2 separate regions of the Mus musculus genome follow, and region 1 is linked to region 2. A link is a loop called in an ENCODE intact Hi-C map of the cell type or tissue named here. Cell type or tissue: left cerebral cortex. All regions are shown on one strand. Links, peaks and the distances in the headings refer to the core of each region. The heading gives the core; the rest is flanking DNA. Region 1 holds the start of Gm41537 (a long non-coding RNA gene). Region 2 holds the start of Lix1 (limb and CNS expressed 1).

Evidence for each region. A loop is a pair of places that touch in the nucleus more often than their neighbours do. Peaks named below come from ENCODE experiments on the same cell type or tissue, not always from the same donor. Only the 100,000 strongest peaks of a DNase experiment are listed, where the experiment ranks them.
Region 1: it touches region 2 in a loop (2.9-fold over the local background); 2 of 42 quality-filtered maps call a loop at or near these places.

The regions. Positions count from the first base shown.
Region 1 is chr17:17,489,469-17,505,829 of GRCm38, reverse strand. Gm41537 (a long non-coding RNA gene) reads right to left here and starts at 14,431. Exons shown (of 3, transcript XR_876645.1): 1 at 14,251-14,431; 2 at 12,332-12,423. It also overlaps the pseudogene Gm5232. In left cerebral cortex, for the core only: no CTCF peak of the experiment used is centred there; DNase peaks (open chromatin) are centred at 6,332 and 6,772; H3K27ac peaks cover 531 bases.
Region 2 is chr17:17,394,885-17,411,245 of GRCm38, reverse strand. Lix1 (limb and CNS expressed 1) reads right to left here and starts at 8,560. Exons shown (of 6, transcript NM_025681.2): 1 at 8,220-8,560. The coding sequence starts at 8,301. Riok2 (RIO kinase 2) reads right to left here. Exons shown (of 10, transcript NM_025934.2): 10 at 16,347-16,361. It overlaps Gm26873 (a long non-coding RNA gene), which reads left to right and starts at 14,553. Exons shown (of 2, transcript XR_003952270.1): 1 at 14,553-16,163. In left cerebral cortex, for the core only: a CTCF peak has its summit at 8,564; DNase peaks (open chromatin) are centred at 6,146, 8,063 and 8,562; H3K4me3 peaks cover 3,055 bases; H3K27ac peaks cover 2,358 bases.

The sequences.
Region 1 (16,361 bases), core at 4,346-9,345, 96 kb before region 2:
AACCTACGATCTTGTAACCCTAAAACCAAGGCACGAGGTGGGACTTGAACCCACAATCTCGCAACCCTAAAACCAAGGCACGAGGTGGGACTCGAACCCACGATCTCATAACCCTAAAACCAAGGCAGGAGGTGGGACTCGAACCCACGATCTCACCACCCTAAAACCAAGGCACGAGGTGGGACTTGAACCTACGATCTTGTAACCCTAAAACCAAGGCACGAGGTGGGACTTGAACCCACAATCTCGCAACCCTAAAACCAAGGCACGAGGTGGGACTCGAACCCACGATCTCATAACCCTAAAACCAAGGCAGGAGGTGGGACTCGAACCCACGATCTCACAACCCTAAAACCAAGGCACGAGGTGGGACTTGAACCTACGATCTTGTAACCCTAAAACCAAGGCACGAGGTGGGACTTGAACCCACAATCTCGCAACCCTAAAACCAAGGCACGAGGTGGGACTCGAACCCACAATCTCATAACCCTAAAACCAAGGCACGAGGTGGGACTCGAACCCACGATCTCGCAACCCTAAAACCAAGGCAGGAGGTGGGACTCAAACCCACGATCTCGTAACCAGAAAACCAAGGCACGAGGTGGGACTTGAACCCACGATCTCATAACCCTAAAACCAAGGCACGAGGTGGGACTCGAACCCACGATCTCGCAACCCTAAAACCAAGGCACGAGGTGGGACTCGAACCCACGATCTCGTAACTGGAAAACCAAGGCACAAACAAATTCACAAACCGAGACACAGATTTACAAACCAAGACACAAATTCACAATCTCAGAACTGAAAAACCAAGACACAAATTCAGTGGTGCCACACTTAGACAACAGACAACATGTAAGACACACACAAACAAACGTACCTCCAAGGGGTCTTTCGGGGTTCCTGGGTGTCACGCAGATCTCGGTGGGACCTCCAAATGAAAGAACCTAGTGGGGAAACCTCCACTCAATTCTCGATTTGGCGCGCACCCAGGAATCACGAACAGAGGACCATCTTGATGTAAAAGCATGAGGTAGTTTAATGACGGAGCTCTGGGCCGACATGTATCTCCCACAGGAGACAGAGGTGTTGACCACATGGTGGAGCCATAATGGCGGAGCTCCGGTTCGAAACATATCTCACACAGGAGACAGTGGTTTTGACCCCGACGCTTGGAAGCTAGGGGTTTTTATAGAAAAGGGGTGGGGCTGGTGGAGGAATTGGCGCGGTTTCACATGATTGGTCCATTTAAACATTAACAGACTGTCAGAAGGGCGGGAGATAGGGAGGCACTAGGCCAGTCAGGACATGTAACGACGGGCCTGCCCGGGCATGTCCTGGCCTGTTCTGCTATGTTCTCAGCCCCAGGTTTCAAAGCTCACAAACAACTCTTTGGGATATTTGACATAAATTACATGAATCACATGTCTCAAGTTTTATTTCCTTTCATTAGCAATGGTGTTCCTTCACTAGTTCGGCTCACATCTTAATTGTGCAAGTAATTTGCCATTATATAACCATCTGCTTCAAAAATGAATAGAAATAAGTACATTGTAAGTACTTTGTGGTCCACTATGCAGAACATTTAAAATATGCAGACCTTTACTATTACCACATGTTTTTGAAAAATAAAATGACTACGAGAATGTTTTGGTGTCACTAACTAATTCTAAAGCACATGTAGCTTTATCTACCAGTGATTTTACACTATCAGCAAAAACATCAACATAGTTACAATTAGGAAAATGCTAGGAAAATTGTACTGAGTCAGAATTTCCCTGAAAGAACATTTTGTGCTGTCTTATTTTCTTTTCCTGTTGCTGTAATAAAATATCTTGTCAAACACAGTGCAAGGGAGAAAGCATTTATTTTAGTTCACAGTTTAAGGGTGCAGTCCACTGTGGTGAGGGAAATAAAGGAAGCATTAACTTAAAGCAACAGATCATAATACATCAACAATCAATATGCACAGAGCAATGAACTTTTGTTCTTAGCTCTCTTTATATGTAGTTCAGAATCCCATCTAAAGGAATGGTCCACCCACATTGAATGAGTTTTCCTGCTACAATTATCTTAAATGAGATAATACCACTACATGCATGCCTAGAAGCTAACCTAGATAATTCTTCAGAGGTGTGTCAGGAAGATTATCTTCAGATTCTAGGTCTCTTATAGTTGACAATCAAGATTAACCATCTTTATTCAAGCACTTGGGAGGCAGAGACAGGTGGGTCTCTGAGTTCAAGGCCAGCCTGGTCTACAGAGTGAGTTCCAGGGCAGCCAGGGCTACACAGAGAAACCCTGTCTCAGAAAGAAAGAAAGAAAGAAAGAAAGAAAGAAAGAAAGAAAGAAAGAGAGAGAGAGAGAGAGAGAGAGAGAGAAAGAGAGAAAGAGAGAAAGAGAGAAAGAGAGAAAGAGAGAAAGAGAAAGAGAGAAAGAGAGAAAGAAGAAAGAGAAAGAGAGAAAGAGAGAGAGAAGAAAGAGAAAGAGAGAAAGAGAGAAAGAGAGACGGAGGGAGGAAGGGAGGGAGGGAGAGAGGGAGGGAGGGAGGGAGGGAGGGAGGGAGGGAGGGAGGGAGGGGGAGAGGGAGAGGGAGGGAGGGAGGGAGGGAGAGAGAGAGAAAGAGAGAGAGAAAGAGAGAGAGAGAAAGAAAGAAAGAAAGAAAGAAAGAAAGAAAGAAAGAAAGAAAGAAAGATTAACCATTATTAAGTATGCACAAAGATCCACATACCACTTCTCCATTAGGAAAAAATATAAATACCTGATGCTTATTGTGATCAAATACATGGAAATAAAGGTAGATTCATAAAGGGAGACAAATGAAGATAGACGAGGAGTCAGCGAGGGTCATCTCAGGACACCCAGCAATCTCACTATTTTCCTTATCCCTTTCCCCTGATTGTGAACAATCGCCTTTGTTGGGAACCTCTGAATAATATGCTAGGTTATGTCTGTAGATTATGATTCACTGAATTGTGGGTGGGGTTTGTGTCTGCCTCAGTAAAGACTGATTACAGCAGACCTAAAATCCAGGTGTGGGGGAAACCAGCAAATTTGTGATGACCCAATGAAGTTCACTAAATATTGTGTCGTGATATTAATGTCATGACACTTAATTCAAGGGGACTATAGAGTATAAACTTATGGAGTTAATTTATAAGGTACCTTGAGGCAATGCATGAAAAGAATGCTGTTTTACCTGAGACCTTCCTTACGTCAGCTTTAAAAGCCCCACATTCCAGGAACTCCATCACAGGCCAATGGACAAGTCAATCATTGAGTAGAAGAACCACAATACAACAGCCGTCTACATCTATCAGAAATAGGCACATAGAGCTGATGCGTGCAAGCAGAACTGTAAGCTTACAAGGGCAACGTTAGAGCCAGCCGGACCATCTACCTTGGTTTCTGATGCTTCTCTATCCCTTCATCTACCTACTCATTTGCCCACTTGTACAAAAGCGTATTGAACATTGTCTTAGTGCCCGGAAACCTTGTAGACTAGGGAGACCTTTAAGGCCTGAGGGTACTTCTCACTTTTCCCAATACCTATTGCCCTTCGAATAAGCCTCATTTTTCATTGAGTGGGTCTTTATTCTTTATAATCATGCCATGTCTTAATAAAAAATAATTTCTCTATTTAGATAATAGAATGCTCAGGAAATATGACTTGAAAGTTTCACACCCTTTTGAATCAGTGCATAAAGAACTCTTACCTATGGCTTATACTCTGTAGCACATGTCAACTAGTGCCCTCCTGGGTGGGACCTGCTTCGGAACAGAGATGGCTGTGTATCTTAATGGGTGAGAACAGCATAATTAGGTAGTCAGTATGGATGAGAAAGAGTTCCCTAAGGAAGTCTAGGTGTGCCTACTGAACCACCTTTTTTCAAACCTTTTTTAGTCTGACCTAGAGAAAGGCAGACTAGAATTATGTCAGATACTGTCATGGGTTGCTCTTCAGCAGTGAAGATGTACACATATTGTCTTTTAATTTGCATAATTTTTACAAATGATTAAAAAAAAACACTTTTGTGCCAGGTGGTGGTGGCTCATGTCTTTAATCCCAGCACTCAGGAGGCAGAACAAGTGGGTCTCTGTGTTCAAGGCTAGCCTCATCTACAAAGTAAGTTCCAGGATAGCCAGAAATACACAGAGAAACCCTGTCTCAAAAACAAACCAAAAACCAAAAGAAAGAAAGAAAGAAAGAAAGAAAGAAAGAAAGAAAGAAAGAAAGAAAGAAAGAAAGAAAGGAAGGAAGGAAGGAAGGAAGGAAGGAAGAAAGAAACCTCAACCCAAAACAAAACAACAACAAAAAACCATGTTTTGAAGATGCCAGAGCACACACATAATAAAACAGATGACAAGTTAAACATTCAAATTATTGCCTGGGGGAAAGGAAGCCAACAGAGGGAGAAAAGTGGGGAAAGAAACAAAGAAAGAAAAGGAAGTTGTATTGACTGGCATGAAACTATAAAACAGATTAACTAATAGAATTTTGATTTTTTTAAAATTTGTTTTACCTCCCAGCTCAAAATACAAAGAAACATACTTAGCCGTAACGACCATTTCATAGTTATTTGCCTACACTATATGGAGTATTTTTCTAATCTTTTTCTTTCCTTTTATTTCTGTTTTATTTTGTTAAATGTGTGTAGAAGTCAGAGGACAATTTGCAGGAGTCAGTTTCTTCTTTCCATGATATGGATACCAAGGATTGCTCTCAGGTCCTCAGACTTAGCCACAGATGCCTTTAATCGCTGAGTTATCTTTGGTGACCCCTCTCCTTTTTTTCTTTTTTGAAAGAAAGGTGATTTTATTAAAAAGAAAAACAACAAAAAGGGAGACGGGACCAGAGCACAGGTTAGTCCATCCAGAGCATAGGTTAGTCCATCTGGGCCTTCAGCGTCCTGGTAGTGATCTTGTCTTTTTCAATGATATGGCCAATAACACCCAGGCCTGATACAGCATCCGAGTCCACAGCATTCAGCATGGCCTGAGAAATAGTTTCAAACAGGTGTTCTGGATCCATGTCAGGCTCCCAGAGAGATTTACACATTCCATACATTTGTTCTGAGCAGACAACACTGACTAAGAAGTCATCGGTCACCATGGGCCAGCCAATGAGGTCCAGAGAGCAAATGAAGGGCTTCAGGTCCAAGCCAGCAACGACAGGCTCTGTGTAGTAGGGACCAAACTGTTTCTCATACAAGAGGTTGACCACCATGTTCATCTCATGCTTGATCTGCCAACCTCCTTCAACTCATACAGGTTCAATCGGAACTTGAGTCACTGGGCAACTGTCTGGACGTCAGTGGCCAGGCCGGCCAGGCCTATGTAGAAGAGCCTGTCACCCATGGAAAGATCTTCTGGAAGTCTGTGATCACCATCTGGGCCTGGATCCTAAAACGCTTGTCTACAGCGATGGCCACACAGTTCTTTCCCTTCATTGCCATGCCAGCCCCTCCACTAAAGGACATACTAGACATGAGTTGCCTGCAAACTGGCTCTCCCCTATTCTTTTATTTAGTGCTTACAACCCAATAAATGTAAGTGTTATTTTCATAGTGTCACAGGATACATATAAACGGAAATTTCTATACCTCTTTTCAGGAAAAAAGTGCATTCCTAGGTAGTAGTGAGAGACCAAACCTTTTGGGTCCATACTTCATCTTAGAGAACCTGACTACTTAAGGTTGAACTGGAGTTAAGTAATAGACTGGTACCTAGCACCAGTTTCTGGGTTATACTCCCACCCCCACCCCAAACAAGACTTGAGTCTAGCACCAGTTTCCAGGTTATTCCCCAACAAGTCTGTACCTTCGGGTTACAAGCCTGCCCCTGACACTTCACTTCACTTAACAGCCACACTTGGTGGCTCTTAAGCCGCCAAGCAGGAGGAAAACAGAAGCTAAGTTTATGGTTTGGCCCCCAGCACCAGCCAATTATGTTAAAGGCCATAATGACACCCCCCCCCCCAATCAGATGTGTGCCTCTATAAATGCTTGCCTAAAGCTAGGCTCAAGGATCCACTTCCCTGCTATGTCAAGGTTGGCTGGGATCCCAAGCTCAGAGCTTGAATAAAAAGACCCTAATGCGATCGCATCGGAATCGGCACCTTCGTGGTCTTTTGGGGTACACTAACATTTCCTGGCACAACAGTAGTTCTTCCTGCTAAACCAGTTTGTCAGATACTCCAAAATCAATTATGCACATAAATGTTCACAGGGAAGGAGCCAAACTGTGTCACTTTGCTATTTTATGTAGGTAGATTTTGGGCTCGACTCTTTTTCCTTTCCTGGAGCTGGAGATTGGACTCAGGGCTTCAGACATCCTAAGTACATGCTGCGCCACTGAGCCTTCTCATTTCTATTTCTGACTGAGATTTGGCACTACTCTGTGATAAGCAAACAGTTCCCTAAAGATATGCACGTGCTTATCCCAGAAACTGTTACTTTCTTACCTAACATAGCAAAGCAGAATTGAGTTTGCAGATGGAATTAAGGCTGTTAATCTGCTGACCTGAAAACAAGGAGATTACCTTGGATTTTCCTGTTGGTCCCACTGAAACCACAATATCCTCAGAAGCAGATAGAAATTTAAGGATTTTATGAATGTACCACTGAAACCCATGGTTCTTTGCTACAAATGCAAAAGTAATATGCACAATTTATCTGTGAGTATAATTAGAAAAGTTGAATATAATCACATGCTACAGAGCTTTACTGCAATTCCTAACACCGAGAAAGGAGCTCAAAGCTCCAGGAAGTTATTACTAATGCCAAGTAGTGTTGCTTGGCAACAAAGGAAAAAAAAAAAAAGCACTAACCAATTTCAGATGCAGCCAGCTGGAGTCAACCTTTTCCAGACCTGTCTCAATACAAATTCCTAATGTTTTTCATCTTTAACTAAGTCCAGAGATAATTCAAATGATATGTAAATATCACTATCACCATTCATGGCAAGTTCTCAAATGTGAGAATTTATAGGTGGCAAGAAGTAGAGAAATACTGGCTTCAGAGAATTCTTTCCATAACAATTATATCTAAATCAATAGGTATTGGTATCTTTTGGACCATAGGTCCATTTGAGACTTTCTGGAGAAATACAGAGATAGACCTATAAACATTTTGTTGCATTTTAAGGGTTTTCCAGGATCTGTGTTTATAGGCTCATACTGTAACCACTTAGATTGATATATTTTTTAATGTTGTGTTTTATTTTAGTGAGGAATAAAATTCAAAAGATTCATGTGGAATAAGATTCATGTGGAATTAACATTAGAAATGGCCTTAGGTTTCTATTGCTGTAATAAAGACCAAGACCAAAAGCAAGTTGGAGAGGAAGGGGTTATTTTATCTGGTGGCTCTCAGTGAGGGAAGTCAAGGCAGAAACTCAGAGCAGGAACCTGGAGGCAGGAACTGAAGCAAAAACCACGAAGGAGTGTTGCTTACTGCCTTGCTCTCCTATACTTGCTCAGCCTGCTTTCTTTCTTTCTTCCTTCCTTTCTTTCTTTCTTTCTTTTTTTTTTTTATCCCAACTGCTTTCAGGTGATTTCTTTTTTTTTTTCTTTCTGTAATTACATATTCTTTCCCCACAGTGTCAGAGTTGGATTGTTTCTGTGAGGCAAGAAAGAAAAATCGAGTTCCTGTCAATCCCAAAATGATGCCTCAGAAAAGAGAATTACATTGACCCCTCAGGACTTCTTTCTTTTCTATGACTTTTCCTTTTCTTTCTTTCTTTCTTTCTTTCTTTCTTTCTTTCTTTCTTCCTTCCTTCCTTTCTTTCTTTCTTTCTTTCTTTCTTTCTTTTATAACTTCTTTTCCTTTTTTATTAGATACTTTCTTCATTTACATTTCAAATGTTATCCCCAAAGCCCCCTATACCCTCCCCCCGCCCTGTCCCCCAACCCACCCACTCCTGCTTCCTGGCCCTGGCATTCCCCTGTATTGGGGCATGTGATCTTCACAAGACCAAGGGCCTCTCCTCCCATTGATGGCGGACTAGGCCATCCTAGTCTGCCATCAATGGGAGGAGCGTGTGCCCTTATTACCAGTTGGAACATCTTCTGGGTAAATGCCCAGGAGAGGAATTGCTGGATCTTCTGGTAGTACTATGTCCAATTTTCTGAGGAACTGCCAGACTGATTTCCAGAGTGGTTGTACCAGCTTGCAATCCCACCAACAATGGAGGAGTGTCAAAAAGACCACCAACAGATTAGGAAAGGATCTTTACCAATCCTAAATCAGATAGGGGACTAATATCCAGTATATATATATATATATATATATATATATATAACTCAAGAAGATAGACTCCAAAAAAATCAAATAACCCCAATTAAAAATGGGGTACAGAGCTAAACAAAGAATTCTCAACTGAGGAATACCGAATGGCTGAGAAGCACATGAAAAAATGTTCAACATCCTTAATCATCAGGGAAATGCAAATCAAAACAACCCTGAGATTCCACCTCACACCAGTCAGAATGGATAAGATCAAAAATTCAGGTGACAGCAGATGCTGTCGAGGATGTGGAGAAAAAGGGACACTCAGCCTGCTTTCTTATACAACTCAGAACCAATGTCCAGAGATGGCACCATTCATAGTGCCTCCAGTTAATCTAATGGAAACATCTTCTCAATTGAGGTTCCTCTTCCCAGATAACTCTAGCTTGTGTCAAGATGACTGTGGAGGGTTGGTAGAACCAATGAAAACAAAAAGAACTATTTTCAGTTAATCACGAGGAACTAGATTTTCTTTGAAGGGCTGATGATATTTGTTATCAATAAGATCTAACTTTACTGCTTCACTGGGTAAAGATCTGAACTCTGAAACCCAGTAACTGTGAGTGTTTCTAGGAGAGATTTTATGAGCCCCACTCCCTTGAACTATTGCCATGCACTCCGGTCGAGTCAGCTTGACAGGCGGAGAGGCCTGGAAGCCACTCACGAGGCAGAGAGTTTCACGGAAACTCACCTCCTGGAGCCTGGCATTCTCTTTAACTCATATACTCAAACCCCATTCCCTCATTAGTCTGGTGTATGGATCCACGTGCTCTCTTTTAGTAGTATCTTATTATAAGTGCCTTTTAAGATTGAATTCTGACATAGCTAAGCCTTCACCAGTGTTCCAACGTCCTAGAAAGTCCTTGAGCTGACCATGGGCTTGGAATTCAGTAAGAATGTTGCCTATTCAGTGACATTCAGAATTGCCTCTGGTATTACACTATCACTTTGAATAAAAGCTAAGTCACTGCCCTACACAGGAATTTACCATCTTCTAGGAAGAAAGAGGTTTGAGACCTAAAGAGGAACCAAAATAGATACTTAGAACTATAGATAGCTGAGTTACACCCATACACACATATTTACAATGGCCTAGGAGGAAGGTGGACTATACAATAGACTAAAATAGGAACTATGGCAAGGGCACAAAGCCCTTGACCCTAGCTTCTAAGATTAAGTAAATCTTAAGTGGAGCTCTTTTTGATCCCAGTTGTTAACAATGAATTCTATCCCAGGTGGTTCCTGTTAGACCTTCTGTGTTTGTATTCCTCTGTTTTGTGTAAGAATCCAGTAACCTCTTTGTACCTTGCGGGTGTGTCACCCAACTTCCCTATTTTCTTCTGTATAAAAAGTTTGGTGCTCGATTTGACAAATTACATTCAGATTCTACACAACCTCTCCTGTGTGCATCTGTCTGTCATTCCATCCAACACTTTGCCCACCTGCGACTAGAGACCCATTCCACGCAGACAAAGGGGCCCAGAGGGTCTGCAGCAAACTATCACTTTCAATGGAAGCATCTTCAAAAAGTTAAATGTGAAAAAAAAAATGGCCATGAATTCCTGAGGGGCAAGCCCCAGGAACACTAAGGAACTAAGGAAAAGAAATACTGTGGAGATTTTTTTTTCAATTTCTCTATACAATACTTACTTGAAGTTTTAAATTTTATTATCAAAGACACTTAAAAATTAAAATAAACACTGTGGTCATGTGGCAAGTGGTGGGGCACTGTGGTCTTTACTGCAGTTTTCTCAGCTCTGAGACACCACCTCATAGGGCTTTCAATACAGAGTGCTTAGCAGACCTTGATGGACTACATTCAGCAGCTGATATGATTACAACTGTTGTGATATGATTCCCAGACTCCCAGATTGTTTACTGTAATCGCTCCTTAGCCTTTTGCCTAAATTCAACGGCTCAATTTTTATGTTTGATTTGACTTTGGAGGTAGCTTAAATCTCTACCCAATTCCCTATTTTACAGGATAAACAAAGACCAGATTATGTTATCTGTTTTATCCAAGGCTAAAAGTAATGCTCAGGAAAAGACTACAATCTTATTGTACTTGCTTAAGAAAAAATTTCTTTCTCCAGTCCAATGCAGTCATTTGCAAAACACTCCTAGACCTAAGGCTTGGGTGACACTGCAGAGGAGGGGACAGAATGATTGTAAAAAACAGAGGACCAGAGAAATCGCTGTGAGATGTGTCTGCTAGTAATATCAAAGCTACATCCAGGGCTGGTGAGATGGCTCAGTGGGTAAGAGCACCCGACTGCTCTTCCAAAGGTCCAAAGTTCAAATCCCAGCAACCACATGGTGGCTCACAACCATCCGCAACAAGATCTGACTCCCTCTTCTGGAGTGTCTGAAGACAGCTACAGTGTACTCATATATTAATAAAATAAATCTTTAAAAAAAAAAAACAAAAAAAAAAAAAACAAAAAAAAAAAGCTACATCCATAAAGTCTTGTCAACATGACTACCTAAACATGAGCTGAGCAAGGATGACCCCAGTAGACATGCCAAAGTGGATGGCGGAAAGCCCATGAGACTTCAACCCTACACAAAGAACTACAGGCAACCAAGGAATGCTGAGAGTAAGAGAAATTAAGCACATCAATTGTTAGCCAATACCAAATAGTCAGCCCTGAAAACATACATATGAACAACATTATGCAGATGGAGAAGTTTATATTTAGGAATATATGTGTATATGCATATGCATATGCCCATGTAATAGCAATTAATAAAAAGGATGCCATGAATTTGAAAAAGAGTAGGCGAGGCATATATGGGACAGTTTAGAGGGAGAAAGGAGAAGGGAAAATATAATTACAATCTCAAAAAAAATCTAAAAGAGAAGATTAAAAACAATTCCTTTCAGCTTCGTTGTGATAGCTCACTTCTTAACAAATCTGCAGCAGTTCTATGTTTCAGAAAAACAATGCTGTGTTCAAGAACATTAGAGGGTAGAATTAATATTTACTATGCCCATGAATGGAACCATTTTGTGGAAACCAAATAAGACCAGCAGGCCTTTTCTTGTTAATTTTCAATCTATGCATGTCAGGCTAGTCATAGAGTCACACAAGCTCAAGCTCAAGTGGAAAACCCTAGAAGAAAGGAATGTAAAGCAGATGGTTACAAAGATACTGAACACATGTAGGATGTATTCGAAGCCCTTCATCCTAACATGGAAGAAGCATGAAATGAAAGAGCATCACTTCACAGGCAGCAAAACAGGTAAAACAAATGCCCTCTCACTCTCTTCTGTGGTAGTTCATGCTGTACCGGTTGTCCTTCAGGGCAAGACATTGCTGGCTGTTTCTAGGATTAAGAAGCAGAGAGGGGGAAAGGATGCACTAGAGTGTATCTTGTAATTTAGACTGGGGGTAATCCTAAAGAGCTATGCATAAGGTAGAAGCTGGCCTTGCTAGAAGAAACAATATAGCCAAAAGCCCACGTCAAGGAGGTCTAGCCAGAGATGAGACAGGATGCACTAGGAAATCAGCAATGTGGGCTATTCCTGCAGAAGGTAAGTCATGACTGTGAGCTATTTTTATTCAGGAGGCTCGGGTATTCACTTCATAGCTACAGATATTAGAGAAGATAGAAATGTAGTTCTAAACTAATGGACTAAGACAGAATAACAGACCCTGCAGAGTGAAGGACAGTTCTCACCCTGACATCGATGTGCTATTGCAGGTACTAAACTATGACCTGGCTTAGCTAAGAAACATGAGGTAACAACACGTGGCCCTGAAGAGTGAGGAGTAAGAGGTATACCTTCATGTGTTCGGTTAGATAGGGGGATGCGTACTAAATTGGGTTTTTCAGGAGAAAATCATGCAAGGCTGACTGAGTTTCCAAGAAAATTCTGACCACTGGTAGATACTTAAGGCTGATTGTCTCAAGATCTGTAATGGCCCAAGGTATCTGCTAAAACTTTTAAATGTTTCCATCACTCAGACAGAATACCTAAGATAAACAACTTAAGAAGAAAAGATTTTGTTTTAGCTCAGGTTTGCAGAGATTTCACTCACAGTTTCAAGACTGTGTAGCTTTAGGACTATGGTTGAAGCAGATCATCACTGTAGGAATTCAAACCAGAGGTGGCTGCTGATTTCACGCCAGCCTGAAAGCAAAAGAAAGGCAGAGACCAGAGTCCTCGGTATACTTTTAAGAACATGTCCCCAATAACCTAACTTCCTTTCAAGAGATCCCTTCTCCTAAATGGTCCTCTCCCTTCCAGGCACATGGCCTTTGGGGGAATTTAACCAAACCACAAGCTGGTGGGAAGAAAGAGAGCGAGAAGACAGAGAACAGAGAAGCAAACAAATAAGTTTAAAACCAAGTGCTGAGACCAACATTTACAAAGGATTATGAAGTACTATATGTATCCAAAATAAGTAGTTATTATTTGTCAAGCTGCCTGAGGATCTTGAATTGTTTTGCATATGAGGAATTGAATTGGTTCTTAAATGCTGGCATAAATGGCTTCAGCTGGGAGTCAGTTGTGTAGACTAAGGATAGGCTAACGTTAGACTGAGACAGGAGCCACGCTATTTAAGAGGTATCTACAGGCAATCCTTGGTTCAGAGCTCCTCCGGATCTTTCTGTTGAGTGCTTGAAATTCCTGCCCCTACAAATAATTCTTCAAAATGATGGTCACATTGTCCCTTTAAGGAAATGTTCTACAAATACATATAAACTCTTTTAACTGGAGAGAAAGCGTTTGTGGACTAGTACTAACTACCTTAGCACATTAGTTCATTACTACTTTTAAAGCAGACCTCCGGGGGAAACTTTTATTTTTAATCAGGCTCCAAAAGAGAAGTGCACAGAATGATGGTTCTGAGGATTCCTTTTAGAAATCTCTTTTACTTATACACACTTCCCAGTCCTTGCAACACACATTAGTTATAAAGTGGTGTTGTGTAACTTATTCACTTAATAAGAAATTTACTATTTTTAATCACATCCTTCCTCCACCATCCTCTGGATGTCCAAGTCCTTTGCTTCAACACATTCATGTTAATTTGGTTTGGGAGAAATTAATAAATCTTAGCTGGAGCAGTGCATCTTAACACAAAACTACAGTTCACACGCCATCCTGAAGGCCAGGAGCTGCTCGTCTGTGGAGTGTCATGGCGGCTGCAGTGCAACCTGAGGAGCTGTAGTCTCTCAAGGCAGCAACAGATCAAGAGTTGGGTCCCTTCCTGTGAAAGCTGCACTCTCAGTCCTGTGGCAGCTCCTGGTTTAAAGCTACTACCTCTGCTGGCCAGTTTCCAAAACAGTGGCCTCTCTTTTGAATTTCAGTTTCTAACCCCGGTACTTCGTGAAAGCCCTGTGCAGGTCAAACCTAGTATTCCGCCGTCCAAGGAGCGCACAAAGTTTTGGGCACTCAGACTAAATGGCTTAGCTTGAAAATCTTTACCCTTGGCAAGTGTTAACATACATATTTCTTCTTTCATTTTGAAACTTAAGATAATTTAGTAAACTGAAGAAGTGTGTGAGAGAGAGACAGACAGACAAACAGAGAGACACAGAGAGAGACACAGAGACATAGAGAGATTTCCTGGCATAAAAATGTTTGAATATCTGTTTTCTAAAAGTTAGGTGATATCTTAGAGTTAACGTGTCAGTTAAGCCTGGAAAGACCAAAGTCCACTGATTCACGTCATACTCCACACAGGGGTTAGAGGTGGGAGTGGGGTGTATATGAATCTCAGTTACTACAACAAGGCAATACTGCTGAGAAACTAGACGTAATGTGTGCACAGAATTCGATGTTTGCCCTGTCTCCTCCCTCCATGTAAACGTTAGTTTTTCATACCACAAATATCTAATGCTGACCGTTTCTCAGTGCAGCCCAAATGTCCACAGGATTTTCACCTCATAATATGTTGGCGTCTAAAAGTTCCCAAGAGCTTCAGAGATTTACAGACAAAAAAATTCTCACTGTCTCCAAGTCCTCTGAGTCCAGCTTGCACTGCTCAAACCGGCGCCTTAATTGATCTAGCTCTGCTTTCCGGTGCTGGCCTCCGGAGTGATCCAGTAACCTGAGCTCCGCAGCTCTCAGATGATCCTATGCAGCGGAAGGAAGCCATTTCCCTTCCCTTGGAGGCAATGCTCAGCCACTGGGTAGGACCACATGTTCAAAGGTGGCTTCGCCTTTTGTAAGGGGGGGGGGGGGGAAGGCGGGGGGGGGCGGGGGGGGGACGGGACACGGGCCTGATAGGAGCCCTTTGATATGCCAGGACACTCTGCAGGCTGACTGAGCAGGCAACCAACCATGCAACAGCTGGAACCCATTAAGGTTGGCAATTTTGGCCGAAGGGAAGAAAGTGCCTTCACATAGGCAGGGCCAAGGATTTGGCTTACACTTGACCATATTTGTAAAGGGATGCTGAAGGGAATTTAAGGCAAAAGGCCTGAGCCTTTCCCCCAAGGCTCTGCTACAAGCTGGAGCAGCTTGCCTGTGGAAGCAATTAGGTGCTGTGTTGATGGGCTCTCTGTCAGCAGCACATCACAATATACGGGAAAGGTTGTCCGCAATGCAGGCCATTCTGTGAGAACTTCCTTGAGGGAAAAATGGCCTGTGCACAGGGATGGTATTCAAGCAATGAGGACACTGTGGCGTCCTTCCTCTTCTTGTTATTGTTTGAGCTTGAATCCAGGGCCTCATGCATACTGACTATAAGCTGTACCCTGAATTATACTCCTAGACCAGTACTATTACTGCTTTTAATAGTAATGCGGGTAACATAATGTCTAATGTTAATATATCAGTACTTTCTACCTAATTTTTGTTTAGAAAATTGACTATTTGGGCTGGGGAAATTTCTACTCAATAAAGTGCTTGCCTTTCAACAACAGGACTAGAACTGGATCCCAGAATCCAGATGAAAAAATGCAGAGCCTGGTGCCACATGTTTATAATCCCAGTTCTGAGGAGGCAGGGACATGTAGATTCCTGGCACTCAGAGGTCAGCAAGCATACCCTGTTTAGAGAAGTCCAGGCCAGTGAGAAACTCATGACCTTCACTCACACTGTGGCACACCACACATCCTAAATAAATAAATAAAATTTAGTGTTGAAAAAAAAATGGCCAATTGCTGATGAACTGCCTAAACCCTGCCCTTAGTGGCTGATGGTACAAAGGAGACTAAGAGCTCCCAATAAACCTTAAAAAACTTTCCCTATTTTGTTTTGCTACTATACCTTTTTGAAGAGTTTAGTTCTCTTTAGCTTAATTGCAAGGTTTGTGTACAGGCTGAGTTAAGTCAGGAGAGGGGAGTGAGCAACAGGCATTCACTGTAGCAGGTCCAGGAATAGATGACACAGAGCGGCTCTGGAGCCCAGAGTTTTGAGGGGGGACATTCATTCCCTCAATCAACAGCAACTCATGGTGTTCCTAAAACACCCAGTGATAGATTTCAACTTCAGTGGACTTCAGTAGTCTGACCCTGAATCCAGCAGAAGCTACTGAAGCAGGCAGATCCTCAGTTTCCTGGGGGCAACTGAGACAACCGTTTCTTAGTGCACTAGGTTATCAGAGTTTTTCTGAAAAGCATTCTTTAAAATCCAGCCTAGAGCCTGTTTTTCTAGCTATTCCAATGATTCCCTGGATTAGATTCCTTTCTGCATTTAAAGGCTAGAACACTCTCCTATCTGCACCTGATCCCTGCCTAGTTCACTGTGGTCTCATTTTGGTGAGCCTGTAAGTCTCTCTTCCATGATCATTTGCATCGGAAGGTATGTACAGTCCTTTCCCTATGAACAGCACAGTTGTCATTTACAGCTGGTATTTGTTTTCCTGCTTTTACAAACAGTAAACCCTTCTCATAACTCACAATATCTCTTCTTTATCTTATACCAATCCAGTCGAGGCTGCCATTTCTCCACTCCCAGGATAGGCTGAGCAAGATTCTAAGATTTTAAAATGGTTCTTTCTTGTTTGCATCAGTACTCAACACAGTCACTGACTGCTCTACATGATGGGAATGCTTAAAAATTAACTTTCAGAGAAGCTTAAAAAAAGAGACTTTAGAGTTTCTGAATCAAGTTTT
Region 2 (16,361 bases), core at 5,458-10,457:
AAAACATTTTTTTTTTTTTTTTAGTATAGAATAGAGTTTATTCAGGGCATGTGAAGGCGAGTTAAGAGCGTAGCAGAGGCAGAGAAAGGCACAGAGAAGGAGAGAGTAGAGAAGTAGAGGCCGGCCATGACCATGTGGAGAGAGAGGGGGAAGGGAGTTGGGAGAGGGGGGGACAAGGGGGCAAGAGGCACGGGAGAGAAGCAGGAATAAGAGAAATAAAAACTTTTATTTTAAATTAATACTTAGTGACTTCATGTGCCTCAAGAAAGTAGAAACAATATATTTCATGACTGTTGGTATTCTGTCTGGACTCCACCCCCACAGTTACCTGGCAACAGCCAGGTAGGCCTTGACCCACTATAAAAGGTGCTGCTTGCCCCCTTCTCTCTCTCTTACTCTTGATTCCCTCTCACTTCTCTCATGCCCTCTTGGTCTTTTCCCTTCGCCCCTCCCTTCCCCCTCTCTCCACATGGTCATGGCCAGCCTCTACCTCCCCTCCCCTCCCCTCCCCTCTGCTCCCTTCCCCTCTCCTCTTCTCTTCTCTTTATTCCCTCTCTCTTTCTGCCTTTCTCTGCCTCTACTGCCCTCTTAACTTCCTTCCCCAGGTCCTGAATAAACTCTATTCTATACTATACCTCTGGGGAAAGGGATGCCTTGGCATGGGCCCATTGAGACACCCCCTTCCCCCACACCTCACCACATTCCCATAAAACATATTCTTATACCCCTTTATCTTTTTATAATCGCAACAATGGCCCAGTCCAATGAGTTAAGATGCAAGTCCTAGAAGAGGCCATTTGTTCACACACATATATACAAAGGATTGTAACAGTCTGTTATAAATCTACTATGAAAAAGAACCAATTTCTTTCATCTTATATCATAAAAATTTCTAGCAGAGTAAAATATCGCTTGCCAAAAACAACTAAGACACGTTGGAAAGGCTGCCATTTACAAATCATTAAGCAGCTTTCAAGATAACATATTTTCAAATTGATTCTCTGCTTTTAAACAGATGGATTTATGTTTTTGATATTTTAATATCACCTTTAATTAAAAACCTGTTAAGAGGTGACATTTTATATAACATTAAGTAGTCTTTACTACTCCATCAACTTGTTCTCATTAGTGTGATTTTTCTAATTTTATTAAGGAAAAACAGGAAAAGAACTCTTAACGTAAAAGGCAAACTCATGATATATTAATTTATAATGCATGCACAATAGGTTGAAAAATGGGGCCCCTCTGGATCTTGTGCTGAGCCTGGCTGTGTTCCAGAAACTGATCAGCCATGCCAGCTGCCCAGGCATTTTCAATGATCCCTAGCTTTGGCTTTGGCCAGGACACTCAACTCTTGTGGACACTGGCCCTGTGTCCTGCAGCAAAAGGGGAGCCTTGGCCTCTTTTCCTTTTATGCAAAAGTTCTTTTAAGGCAGCGCTCTGGCCCAGTGGGCAGGCAGCTGGAGTCCTCTCTGTTCCCGGCAGGGGCACTCTTCAAGGGTTGTGCCCCAGCTCCTTCAGCAGCTGGAAGGCTGGTTGGCTTTTGTTTGCTTTTTCTTTCCTTTTTTTTTTTTTTTTTCCACTTCCATCCCTTACCCCAAACATTTCTCTGAAGGAATGGAAATCCTTTCAGTTGTTTTACATAGTTAACCTTTCTGGAGGGTCTACAAAATAATTAAAAGTCATATCTTTCTTTTTTTTTTCCCCCACTGGGGGCAGGCATTACTTTTCACCTTTAGAATTTAAAAAGGCAGAAGTGTAAATTCTTTTATGAGAAAAGTTAAATAGCATTTATGTTTCATATATAACTGCACGGACACAGGGAGAAGAGAGAAGTATGGAGGAACAAAAGGAAACTGCAAAGGCCAATTAAACTGTATGTATCACACTTAAACAGCAGCAGCAGCTGCTGCTGCATGGTAGAGTTCACATGTGGGTTTTACATTGTAGCATGGGCCAGATGATGTCATCCCATTTAAAAATCTGTGTAGATGTGACCTATTTACCAACCAGGGGTATTTATCTTCCCCCACGCTCTACTGGGCACTGACATTGCACTGTATGTCGGACCCCTGGAGGGAGTGCTATTGTGACATAACTAGCTGAAGCTATTTCTTCACACAATTTAGTTTTATAAAAATGGTCAAATCTGTAAAAATACGGTCTTAGGTATATAATGTATTTCCCTGGAAATAATGATTTAAAGAATGCTTTTTAGTATCTGCTACAGGGCCAGTGTGTAAGACGCAGGTAGAATTGGGCTATAGAAGAATGTCCTAGTGACCCTTAACTGGAGTCATACTCAGGATGATTGTAGGGATGAATTCTGATACTGTGGAGTGTTTCCGGAGGCTAGCCTGAGGCAGCTTCCTGGCTGGAGGCTAGTCTGAGGCAGCTTCCTGGCTGGAGGCTAGCCTGAGGCAGCTTCCTGGCTGAATTGCCTGAAGTGGCTTTTTGTCTATAAGGTTGCTTCTTTCATGTTTCCCCCACCCCACACCTATTTTTATGTTAACTTATTCCTAAATGTAGTTATTCTCTGACAATTGTGCCAACTGAGGAAGGCTTAGAATAGAGCTGAGACGTTTATTTCATCATTAAGGAGAATACTTGGTGGTGGGAAAACTCCTCCCCTTTCACAGGGGAGAAAAATTAGCCAATTAATAGTTTAAACATGTCTGCCATATACCTTCCAGGTACTTGGAACTGTAGAACGCTTCTGCCATGTGACAAAAATACAAAGTCTGTCTCTGCCCTGAGATTTACAACTAAGTTATGGACAAAACCACGCTGGGGAAATTATAACAGGTAGTTGAGAAGCATGGTGAAGAAATGCAGATGGACAAGCATAGGCCACAAATACCAACAGAGGGGTGGGTTAGTGATGGGTTCTCACAGCTGCTCAACAGGATGAAATCGAAGTAGGGATCAACTGATTATCACCGCATTAGAGGACAAAAATAAAGCCAACCAACGATTAAAGCCATAACATTCCATTGACTCCGAGAGACAATGGGGAGAACTGCAGGATGAGTCACTGTCTCCTCTCTTAACTTTCAATAGGATTCTTTTTCTTTTAAAATGGAATTGTTTTAAATACCTCTTCAGACTAAACTGACATGGGCATTTGAACATGGAGGAAAAGAAATAAAAGCCTTTGGGGTTAAAACTTGAATATGAAATATATTAAATAAAAATTCCATTATGAAAGGCTTCTAAAGTTGTCTAACATTTCTTAAATCAATCTGTAGCACGTAATCAGTAAAACCATATCATTTAAACAGAAAGATCATAACTTAGAACCTCACCCTTGGGCAGCTGTATCCTATTACAGGCTGTAACTTAGCACATGAGTTTCAGAAGTTGTTAAAATTGAGTTCAAGCTAACAAATCTCAACTGTTGGATAAAATAAAATTAAAAAAAAAAACCCCTCTGGTGAGATGGGCAGCAGCCTATGAAAAGGCTTCATGGGATAAGAGTCTATCATATTTTATTTTGACCTTTTAAATGTATTTATATATGAGGGAAAAGGTATTAAAACAGATATGGCCTTTAAGTGAGTGAGTTACTTAAGTTACTCCCCTCTTTAAAAGACTTTGAAATATTTTCTCCTTAGGCTGTCTTTCAATATTTAAACTGTCAAATGAGCATTTGCTGATAAAAGATAAAGAGAACATCCTTTATACCGCTAATAGCTGAGCTGAAGTTTGCATTTTATCAGTCTAAATTCAAATAAAAGTCACTGTGTCCTGTTATAAATAAAATAAAATTGGCATTTGAGCAGGCTTCCATAAAACATGCGTTTCTAGTTTAATACTAAAAGTATCAACATTTACTCTATTGCAATTAAGATGGAATTCTGAACTAAAATGGAGTTCCTTCAAGGGCAGTTTATATGGTGGAATACACTGTAGCAGCGTGTGCAGGGATTTTTACATTTCTTACATCCACCCCCTCTGTGAATGTGAAAACTATAAATGTATCATCAAATTTATAGATTTCAAGTAACTACACTAAAGAGAATGGGGCAGAAAAAAAAATACTTTCCTGGAGAGAATTTTTCTTCTCCCAGGCTATACACTGCCAGATTCATGATTACTAAGCTGTTTTTAATAGCCTTGTAGTCTGGTCTGAGTTTTCTAAAGGGTAGAAATGTGCTCTTTGAAGTTAAGTATTCACCTATCTGATATACATAAAACCTTCCATGCAGAGAAATGTTTTTCAAATAAAAAAAGTCAATGCACCTCAAATATGTGAGAAATTTGCATCTAACTGAGCTACATTTAGCAAAGACGCCATCTTGCTTTTTCATCATAGTGTGGAAAAAAAAAATCAGTGAAATCTAACATGTAACTTTATAAAGCTAACCCTTCACCCGCTAACTCTTGAAGCTGAAATGACAATCGAGATAGCTTCTAAACTATCTTTTGGATAAAGTTGTTTTGATTTGGTTTTCAGTTCGTGCAAGTAACTTCTTCCCAGAGACATATTTACCATTTACTAACCTTACACCTTTCCTGATTTGACCAGTTGGTTTCCTACTGATAAAAGCTACAGTTCTTCCTAGTATTGCTATCAGTACACATACCTCCAGCAGATGCCATCTAGGCTTTGTCCCAGGACACATAAAGCCATAAACTCCTGCATAGTTTAAGGTCATACCTAAATCCAGTACCTGGGTGTCAGCAAGATTGAACCTGCTTCTCCTAGTCAGCTCCCATTCAATCTGTGCTCCCTGGCCTTTGGCAAAGTGGTTTCTTCTCCTCTAAAAATGCCCCCACCTCTACACTTCTGTCATACTCTGTTCAGTGACAACTACTTATTAGGCTCTCCCACCTCTCAGAAAAGCTCATTTCTCTCCATTCTCTGCTTTCGCTTACAGCCCTGATAATATGGTAACTGGCAGCTCTAAGAAGCAGTGTCATGCAGTGAGTGACTAAAGGTAAAGGGTTGGAAGACAGCATTTGTGTCTAGCCTTCAACCCCGACTATGGTGGGACTTGGTCAATTTGCTTCTATTCCTTCACTTATAGCAACAGTACACACAGAACTATCTATATTTACTGGCTTACTATGAAGAATAAATGTTTCTGGCATAGAATCTGTCATACAATAAGAATTTATCATCCTAGTTTCTATAAAATGAATGAAGAAACACTCTACAGATTAGATAGGTAACTACCTTATCCTTTGGTAATGGGAAAAATTAGTGCCTGGGTTAAGATCTGCTCTACAGCCATCTTGAAATCATGCAATAGTTTCTTTTGAGAAAACCCCTTGGCATGGTCAAACAGTAGCAAACAAATAGCAAGTGCATGCTCCACAAAAGAGGACAGGGGCTGCTCTTAAGACAGCTCACCCTTGCTTGTGACTCATGACCCACAGAATGAAACTGGATGGCAGAGAGCTCAGAGTGGAAGGCAGCATGGACATATGCCATAATCTCTCTGCACACACACTCTGCTTGGCCCCGTGGAGCTATCCAGTGCTGCCTGTGGCAGAGATGCTCCTGTTGTGGAGATCAGCTTCATGCAGCCTTCAGAAGCAAAGTTCATACTGGGAGCCCACCTCATCCCAAACTTCTTTCATTTGAATGTCCACTAGGAAGTAAAGAAAAATGCTGTGGGATTTCTTTCCTTTTAAAAAAAAGAAAAAAAGAAAAAAAAGAAAATAATACCATTAAAAACACAGTTATTGTAGATGAACAACTTATCTAAACTATAACAGACTGGACATACTGTAAAATGCCATCTGAAGGCTGAGCCATGAATTCAACATTACTTCCTTAAGCGAATGTAACCGTTCCCACATGGTTCTGCCTCAGACCAGAAAACTCTTAGAGTGCTTTTCCTAATCAACTTGAAGAGAAAATTTACCCACTGTTGCTTGTTTGTAAGCAAATCAAAAGCCAACCGAGGGCGATGAATGTCTCAGGAGGCCAATTTTTGCTCTCTGTACTGTGTGTCTAAAGAGTAAAGGAAACCCCACTTTGCATTCACAGAAGAGAAGTTTAGAAACAGGCGGCAGTTTCTTTTTTATGCTCCTTTGTTCACTTGAGTTGTGTTTTATAATTTCTCTAAGTCCCTTTTCATCTTCCAGGAAAGCAAGGAAGCAATTCTTTTTATGTGTTCCTCCTGGCAGAGACTAGGTGGGTGGCGGCAGGGGAGGAGCCTTGAATGGGCTAGGAGGACAGGAAGAAGACTTTTAAGAACTGCCATTAAGGCTGGTGGCAGCTTTTTAGGTTGCCAGCAGGAGGGCCGTGGCAGCAATTTAAATTCGTGCCAAAGTAACAAAGTTCATGAGCCAGGCTGACATGTGTAGCACCCACAGTTGGCAGTGTATGGCTTGATCCTCAAGCAGACATCTGATGTCCTGACTCAGAAAGCAAACCCATTTCTAAGATTGGTAGACATTTGCCCTTTAGCTTATATCATTCAGTCATTGTATTTCCAGGTTAGAAAAGCTGGAAAGGAAAGGATCTAACATTCTCGTATTCACACTCACTGGACAGAGCAGCGGCAGAGCAAGTGGTTCATTCCAGAGTAAGTCCACAATGACACATACTAATGTTGGGATTTTTGTTGTTAATGAACGAAATATATGAAATGTGACACAGTTTTTCCATATGGGAAAAAAAACATTCTGTGTGGCTTACAAGGGTCTCAGAAGAAAACAACAGCAAAAAATAAATAGCGTTCTTGCAAAAATTTTGGTGACAGACATTGTCCCTTTAACAACTCATAGTTTCTCTTCTAAACTGTATGCAATTGGAAGAAATTAGTTCAGCTTAAGAACTGGACCATACAACGTCATATTTGAACTTTTCTTTCCATTTCCTTTTATTTCTTCTGCTCTCCAAATTCTAGGTCTAAGTTCTTACAATTTATCCAAAGCTTTGGACATGCCAAAGCCTTTCACCCTTCACTAAGATTTGAATGCATTGAAGGAGAAAGACATTCTTTCCTTCTCTTTCACTGGGAGAAACATAGCAAGCCAGAATAGACGCCAGGCTAAGCTTGAAGATGGAGTGACTTTTATTATTTCTAACATAGCTATTGACAAATGCTTGAAGGCAACATTTTTTTTTTTAAACTGAGAAAGAAAGTAGCTTTCATTTTATGCCTTAGAGGACAGATTGGTTACAATTTAATTTCTAAGAGGGAAGTTTTATAGAATAAAGAGGCCAGACATTTCTTTCTCTCTCTGTCTCTCTCTCTCTCTTTCTCTCTCTGCTTTTTTTTCATCACACATATGAGAAATACAAGCTTCAGGGACATCTGGAAAGGGGCATTATTCACTAATCAGAAAGCAGAATCCAAACCACTGATACTTTGATGGAGACACACATCACTAGAGTCACAAGAAAGGAAGCTGTAACGTATTGCAGGCTAAAAACATTCCATATGCATTTTCACCTTTTGGGCAGATCCAAAGAGCAATTCTATTCCAGAAGCCCTTTGTAATCTGACACCCACTGTAGATAAGATACACTATGAAGATAGTCTGTTTTGCAGCAGCGAGAAATCAAATTGGTTCCAGAAGCGAACTTATATGACAAATGGTTTAATAGTATTGCTGGAATTGTAAAGATTGGCTGAATTATTTTTCATAATCATTTTAGAAAAAGATTTAAAAATAACTTTGCCATGCCATGTGGGGGTGGGGGTGGGGATGTCGGGAATGAGGCTGAAGTTAGAAGGCATCACATTTTATTGGCATTATAATTTGCTATTAAAATTTAGGAGCTCAGTGGTTAAAATTAAATTTTGTTTGCTACAATACTTTTAGATAAAACAATACCTGATTTAATGTGTCTAGTTATGGTGTGAAAGATTAAATAGATGAACAACGAGCAGTGCATTTTTTAATTATCATTTCCAAGTTATTTTTAGTTTTCATTGAGTTCCACTCAGCTTTGTTTTATTTAAAAAGCATCTGGAAAAGATCATTAAGACTTGGCAGGTTTTAGACTTTAGAAAAAGTCATCTACACAGTACTGTCTTGGCAAAACAGCCCAGAGTCTTGTGGGCGTAGGTAAAAGGAAAGCCTTCTCCTGGCTGAAGTCGGGAACAATTTAAATATTGCTTAGCCCACAGAACACGACTACAAAGATCTAGCAGAAATCGTAGTTAAACAAGATGTGACTAGACACTTAGGACTATTTTCTAAAAAGTCAGGGGGGGAAAAAAGGTTTTTTTTTTTTTTTTTCCTTCAGTACTTACAGTCTTTGAAGACCAAAGCCGGGTCTCTGTGAGGCAAGGCTTGGGCAATGATGTGCCTCAGAGATTCCAAGGTTCTGTCCATCTCGAGTCTGCCTGTGCAAGCCTCCTGCACAGTCTCCTCATGCCTGAATTCTTGCAGCTCTGGACTGAATTTGTGCAGCTCATTGATGCAGTGGATTACTAAAGAATCCCTTTTAACATCTGCCAATCAGACATTTCCCAGAATCTAAAGACCCTCAGGGCCCTCCTCTCAGGCTCACTTATCTTTGTTGTATGCTGAGCTAATTAGCCTGAAAGGCTGGCTGACAGGCTGGTTCCCATGGCTTCGTTCTGTTAAACACACCCACCTACAGGCAGGCTGGGGAAGCTCAGTCATCATGAGAACAGATTTCTTCTCCAACCAGATTTTGCCTGGATGCTGTGCTGCCTTCCCATTTGGGCATTTCTTTCAGCCTTCCTTCTTTAAATGTGCTGCCCCCGGAATAGGTACTCAAGAAGGCATCGTCCTGCAGGTTCCTAAATTACAAGGGGAAGGCTTGGGACTGCCATCATTGAATAACCACTACAACCAACAATCTAAATTCCCCTTTGGGAAAGAGGAACTATAAAGATTACGATTAGAGTGAGATAATGCATTATTTCTGAAATCAGAATCCTCCCTGCAATGACAGTCACTTCTGGTGAGCAGTAGCAAGCAATCCCTAGTGAACTCTTTTATACTTTGCCTGACCATATTTCTTTTTCTGTTACCCTCCAAGACAAATCGTTCCCAAGATTGACTTTAATTAATCCTGATATCATTCTCTCATAATTTATTCTGTTAAAAATTTAATGGTGAGATCTGGAGAAATGGCTCAGGGTGTCAGGACTCTTGTGAAAGCAAGAGAACTTAGTTCAAATTCCTGGCATGTAAGTGAAAGCAGGACATGGTTGCATATACATGGCTGCATGTACAGGTAACATTAGGGTCCGGAAGCTGAGACAGGTGGCTCCCAGGACATGTCTACCAGTCAATTTGGCAAAAATGGGTAGCTTCATATTCTCTGAAAGATGCTGTTTCAAAAACTAAGGTGGAGAGTGATAGAAGCTATCTACTATCATTCTCTGGAATGCTCTTACATACACACCTGCATAGACTACAGACACTACAACTACCACCACCACACCACCAGCCCACCACCACCACCAGCAACACCAAAAACAACAGCAGCAACAACAGTGACAAGAATTTCTATCGACTAAGAGCAAAAAGCAATACCTTTAAAAGAAAAGTTTAATAGAAAGTTATTAAAAGAACTCAGCAAATGAGACTCTTTCCTATCTCTACAGATCCGTACACATGTGTAAAATAACACTTTGACAAGAGACAAACATGTCATGTGATCACATATCACACTTCAGGAATATGTAATATCAGAAACAAACGAACCAACTTTACTAGCTGTATGCTCTTGTTGTTGAGGCGCTGTGAAGGACTTTGCTGCTTCATTTGAAGTTTTTTTTTTTTTTTTACACAGAACTCACAGATTGTTGTCTCATGTTCCTTCCAATCTTCACATTCCATTATTGTGAAACTAATTCTTTAAAGACTATATAAATAGAATGTCTTTCATGTGATCAATTTCTTCAGCTAGTTGTAGAAGGGTGGGCTTAATAAAAAACAGAGAAGGAAAAAGTAGCAGTGATAATAAATGCTATTATAATGATTATTCCTTGACAAATACCCACAGGAAATTTAGGCCACCCAGAGAAGAAATTCAGGATTGTCACATAGACAAAATGAAATGATACATAGATCTATTTATAGTTCATATATATGCTTGAACCTCATGTGAAGAGACTTACTTTGGGTCACAAAGTATGCTATATATGCCTTGCATCAAATTGTGAGCAGCAGGCATGAATGCTCACATGTGTGTTTGTGTGTGTGTGTGTTGCTGAAGACCAAACCCAGAGACTTGTACAGGCTTGGCAATTTATCTATCATTGAGCAATAACTTCAGGCCAGAAAAAAGTTACTGTCTGTAGTCTAAGAATTTTATTTTATTTATTTGTTTGTTTGTTTTTCGAGACAGGGTTTCTCTGTGTAGCCCTGGCTGTCCTGGAACTCACTTTGTAGACCAGGCTGGCCTCGAACTCAGAAATCCACCTGCCTCTGCCTCCCAAGTGCCCGGCATCCAAGAATTTTAAATTCATTTTTTTTTATTTTGTGAAAAGAGGTTCTTAGTTTCAAAAATAATCTGGATGACTGGTGGATGACAAAAAATTCTGTTACACAAGAGATTAGACACATAGTACCTATGTAAGTGCTTTGAGAGTAACATAGTATTAGAAACCAAGACAATGTTCTCATTATAGAGCCAGGACAAATAACAAAGTTATTTTTCAATTTTTTCAAAAGAGTGATACTCATAATAGGAAACAGAAAATGATTGATGCCTGAAGTCTGATCAGTGAATGGGCTTTTCCTGTAAATTAAAATTGAATGTAATAATTGTCTAACACATTTTGTTTTACTTTATGTGTACTGGTGTTTTGCCTGCATATGTATCTGTATCACATATGTACCTGGTGTCTGTGGATGCTGGGACTTAAACCTGGATACTCTGGAAAAGCAGCCATCACTTGAGACTCAATTTCTAATCTTAAAAATAGCGTGGTAGGAGGAACAATAAGTGTGGGTTTAATAAGGCCTAGGATTATATTTTTGTCATCTAACCGTGACAAGCCATTCATCTTTGAGTTTACAATTTTCATCCATAAAACCAGGGAGCGAATCTGAATGTTCCCTTTAAGTTCTAAAGCCCATGATTCTGTGGTTAAACACAAATATGAGCACAGAGTTTCTAGACATGTAGAAAGTCACAGATTCATTTCATAAATGCTAGACTGATATTTAGAAAGTCGCTTCTAGTCCCATTCAACCTAACCATTCATTTGTAGTAAACATAACCAATATCAATATGATAAATTCAAAGATGTTCACTGCCAAAGCCACAAAGGAATTTGAAAGAAAACTATGAGTATCTTCACAAGACCTTCAGAGCAAATTTATGATTTCATAGCCTTTTATGATTCTCATTTAATAAATGAAAACAATAAAGACAGATTACACAACATCACAATTAGCATTGTTTCACCATTAAGTTCAATCTTTCAATTAAGTCTTTCTAAGCCTCTGCTTACATATTCTTTAAATATCCATAAACATTTCTTGGGTCTACTGGGTGGTGGTGTTACATGCCTTTAATCCCAGCACTTGGGAGGCAGAGGCAGGCAGATCTCTGAGTTCGGGGCCAGCCTGGTGTACAAAGTGTGTTCTAGAATGGCCAGGGCTACACAGAGAAACCCTGTCTTGAAAAAAATCAAATATATAAATATCTATATGGAAATGAGATAATAGACTACAGTACAGAAAATGATCTTCTAACACTGTGAGAGTACTAATTTAAAGGATGAGAAATGGTATCCAACTGACATGCTCATCCTTTGGAAACTTGGCACCTAAGAGGGTGCCGTCAGTGAAAGAGGACGCGCATTCCCAGCTTCCAGAGGGATGTATGGAACACACGAAAAGAGCTTTGCTCATTTCCCAGTAGCATGCTTATTGCAAAATAGCAACTCACTATACGTTTATAAGAATGGTATGGGGGCTACCAATTGGAATTTAGAAACCACAGAGTGTACCAAAGTGTCACCATTAGTTAAAAATGAAAAAGAAAACTTCTCCTCATGCCAACAGCGTGCTATACTCTGGAGAAGGTGGCCAACCTTGTCAAGGCAGCTTTAAAGGATAGGGCTGTAGTCATAGTAGCCTCAACTAACATACACTCTTTTTAAAAAATATTATTCCTATTGTGTGTGAGAGTAACTGGTAAAGTGAGGTGCACTTTCCATGCCTTGGAGTGCATGTGAGGACCAAAGAAGCTTTGGGGAGCTGAGTCTGTCCCTTACCGGGGTTTTGCTGATCCAACCACGGCAGCCAGGCTTGTACACCAAGCACCTTTGCTCAGTGAGCCATCTCAGTGACCACTGACATATTTTACTCCTAGTGAATCAGATGACAGGAAAGGAGGGAAGGGGGACCCTGAGGGAGAGCTGAGAACATATCCTCTTTGAAATAATGACTCACTTCCCTTGATGCTAAAGTCTATGACAAGACAGAGGAAATCAAGAGGAAGCAGAGGTATGGAGTTAAAGTGTTAAGACAAAGAGTTTACAGGCACTGACAGACAGAGTCCAATGAAGATGGGCAGGGTGAACTGGACAGGCGAAATGAGGAACTGGCAAAAGAGGTCAAAGTCACTGATCAGTACTATTGCCCAGGAAGGGTGGGAGGAGAAAGGAGACTCAGAAGTTGATGTTGTTGATGTTTAGCGTCACCTCAGATAGAAAGAAGCTAGAAAAGAGAATAAGTGGCTTTTAAGCATCCACTTTAATAATTAAAAGAAGTGAATGTACAGCTCAGAGCTTATTGTCTGTTGGGAGGAGACCAATGTGGTGTTTGGATAAAGGCTTTTATAAGAGACAGCTGCATACTGAGATTTGTCTGTGGAGAGGCTACTGAACTCCGGCATTGTTTGAGTCACTCCTCAAATGAAGAGGATGGGTCTTCTACAGAGTGTGCTGGGGGCTGAGACACCATTTTTAAAAGTCATATTTCTGGGGGGTATGGTTGTGCAGAACACTTAAATTTTGCAAAAAATAATTAATAAATCACACACACACACACACATATATATATATATATACATACATATATATATGGGGAGAGAGAGAGAGAGGTAGAAAAGAGACACAGAGAGACTAGAAGAAAAAGTATCAGCTTAAAACAAAGTGGAAATGTTTATTGGTTACAAACAAATGATTTAAGTATGAGATTAGCTGATGATACAAGGTTCCAGCAACCAGTCATTTCACAGCTTCATCTATTTTAGATGAGGTTTCCTGTAAAGGTTGCATCAGCAGCAGACACTTAATTCAGTTCCGGCTACTTATGGATATGCTTACATTAAGATAAAAGCCTCATGCCCTTCCATTTCACACTGTAAATTATAATTTCCACGTGCTTCCTAGGCTGTCACGATCAGAGGACTGCACTTAGCAAGCATTCTGCTGACAAAGAACTATGCCTTTTCAAAATTTGCTTGAAGGATAGGAAACAGCACACAAAGGAGCCCCATTTTCCTACAAGTTGTAAATCAGAGAACGCCCAAAGTACAAAACCGCAAAGTCTTCTACTCCTCTTAAAAAAATACTTGGGTAGCCTTGAGCTCAAGGACAGTGTGTCCCTCATCCACAAACTCCAAGAATGTGCTCAGAGAGAATTTATCTATTGAGATGGATTTTCTTGAACATGTAAAGGAAAGAAAGACTGTGTTTCTTAAAATGTTAGGTATGGCAGGATAGACCCCAAAATCTGGTTAGGTGAACTGTCTCCTTAGCAATTCTTAGTGCCTGTAAGGTAAGATAGGTGCAGTGCCCAGTGACTCTACAGAGACCCCAATCAGGTACACACTCCATGCACCCCAATGCGGCTGTCCTGTGATTCACTTTGCTATCACTTCATCAGCTCCATCTTGTCATCAATGCTTTCCCAACCTTACTCATTCTGTGACTTGAGGCTAGAGAGTTGACATTTAAAGCTGTTTGCTTACAGCTACAATTAAAATGAGGTTATAGTGAATCTCGGTAACTCTAGTACGATAGAATAGGCCCTGTTCCACAATGTTTCTGCCGTGTAAATTTCAGTCCAAATTCCTTTCAAATCATTTTAACATTGACAAGTATCCCTGAGTCCCACCTATAATCTCTAAAATCAAGTAACTGTGCTGCTCAAAACCAAGCTGCTTTTCCCTTATGCAGTATTGTCCCCATTCCACTGAAGTCATCTGTGACTTGCTCTCTTTTGATTACAGCAAATCACACTACACTTCTGTCTCCCAAATTTTCTGCATGACTTCCTCTTTTACATCCTGTCTTTCTCAGTCTGTCTATTTAACCAAATCCCTCTCCCACAGAGTACTTTCCCCAGGAACACTTCCTTGCACTCGTTGTTCATCTGCATCAGTTTGGTACCAGGCTTTTTCTCCTAAGGTTGGTCAGCTTACTCATAATTTGTCTGAGATGATGTGCCAACTACAAATTATTATCTTAAAAACCCATGTACTTTCCCCTGGTAGCTTTACACTACCAAGGTTTTGGAAAACAGATCTAGGAATAACATAATTTTTTTTACCTCTTAATCGAGGTTACATAGAATTATAGTAGTGTTTAAATAGTCACTTTCTTTTATTAAAAAAAGGGGGGGGAGGCATATATTATGATACTCATGTCAAGCAACAAATTTGTATTATGATGTATACTTAAGAAAGTGCATTGATACTAATTTGTTATGTAATGTGTGTGTGTGTGTGTGTGTGTGTGTGTGTGTGTTGTAAGCTAAAGGTCAACACTGTCTTCCTTTGTTGCCTTTCACCTTACTGAGAGCTCCTCTTGGTGAAATGGAAGCTTGCTGTTTTGGCTAACCTGGCTGGCCCGCCTGAACCAGAGACTTACCTCCTTCTGAATCCTCAGCACGGCAGCACTGATTCACAGACACGCAACAGTGCTTGCCTTCTCCTATACAAGGGTGCTAAGGATTGACATTTAGGTCCTCATGCTTGAACAGCTAGCATTTTAACCTACGAACCAACTCCTTCCTCTGTCTAATTTTAAACAATTTAACATGTTTTAATGGTATTACTATCTATACTTTACAATATTGAGGTAAAAGACTTAAGGACGCTAGTTTTTTAAGTTCCTGGGCTTTGGAACTATCCCCATACTCCTGGTTATCACACAGCTCTGAGGTCCTCTAGATACTTTTTTTTTTTTTTTTTGGTTTTTTCGAGACAGGGTTTCTCTGTGTAGCCCGGGCTGTCCTGGAACTCACTCTGTAGACCAGGCTGGCCTCGAACTCAGAAATCTGCCTGCCTCTGCCTCCCAAGTGCTGGGATTAAAGGCGTGCGCCACCACGCCTGGCTAGATACTGACTTTTAACCTCCAACGGTGTTAATTCAGTTGTGCTAAGACAATATTACATATTGCAAACCAATGGCAAATTAAGATGTAGCTTAATGCTCTACATTCTGAGGTACAGAGGACATGGATAATGGGCTTCTGCCTATCCTGGAGGTGGCTGCTAAACTTGGAGATAGCAGCAGAGATATTAATTGGGTAGCTATTTGTCAGAAATTTTACCAAGTACGCGACGAAAAAGAATAGTTATTTTAAGTTGCACTCACCCTATGATTAATACCCTCTAAATATTCTATGGTTCTGGAGTTCAAAGCCAGCTGCATGTTGAATAGATCAGTGGCTACCAATACCAGGTTAGCACAAATATAAGTTACATGTTGCATAGAAAAAAGCTTGTTTAATGGGAACGAAGTCAACTATTAAAGAAAGTGGAAAGCAAAGCTTCTCACAGAGATGTTTTGGTTTGGGTGGACACTGACCTTGGGCTTCAACCATGCTAACCCAGTGTAAATCATAATACTAGAAAGGATCACAGCTTGCGTTTAATGAAATAGAAAAGATGGTTAGTCTAGTTAATTTTCTTTAGTAGCTTTAAGGGGTATATTAGTAATTTTAGCCTAATAAATCCACACCATATTTGAAAGTACATTAATCTTTCTTTGCGTTTTTTTGTTTGTTTGTTTGTTTTGTTTTGTTTTTTTGGAGACAGGGTTTGTGTAATCTTGGCTCTCCTGGAACTCACTCTCCAGACCAGGATGACCTCAAACTCCAATCTACCTGCTGATTGCCACCATGCCTGGCTATGTTTTTATTTACTTACCAGACAGGGTCTTTCTACATAGCTCTGGCTGTCCTCAAAGTGTGTAGACCAGGCTGCTTCCTGAGTGCTTGGAATTAAAGGAAGGCACCACCACCCCGGCTCTGGTAAGGGTTTTGTGATACAAAAGTAAATGAAAATACACTCTACCACTGTGTTACGTGTCCAGTCCTTTTCACAAATCCTCTTCCATCTAGTCTTCACAACTCTGATAGACACTATCACAAACCATATAAATCAAATAGAAACAAGCTTCTTATGTAGCAGTAGTGAAGTAAAGCCAAGAAAAATGAGGTCAAACACTT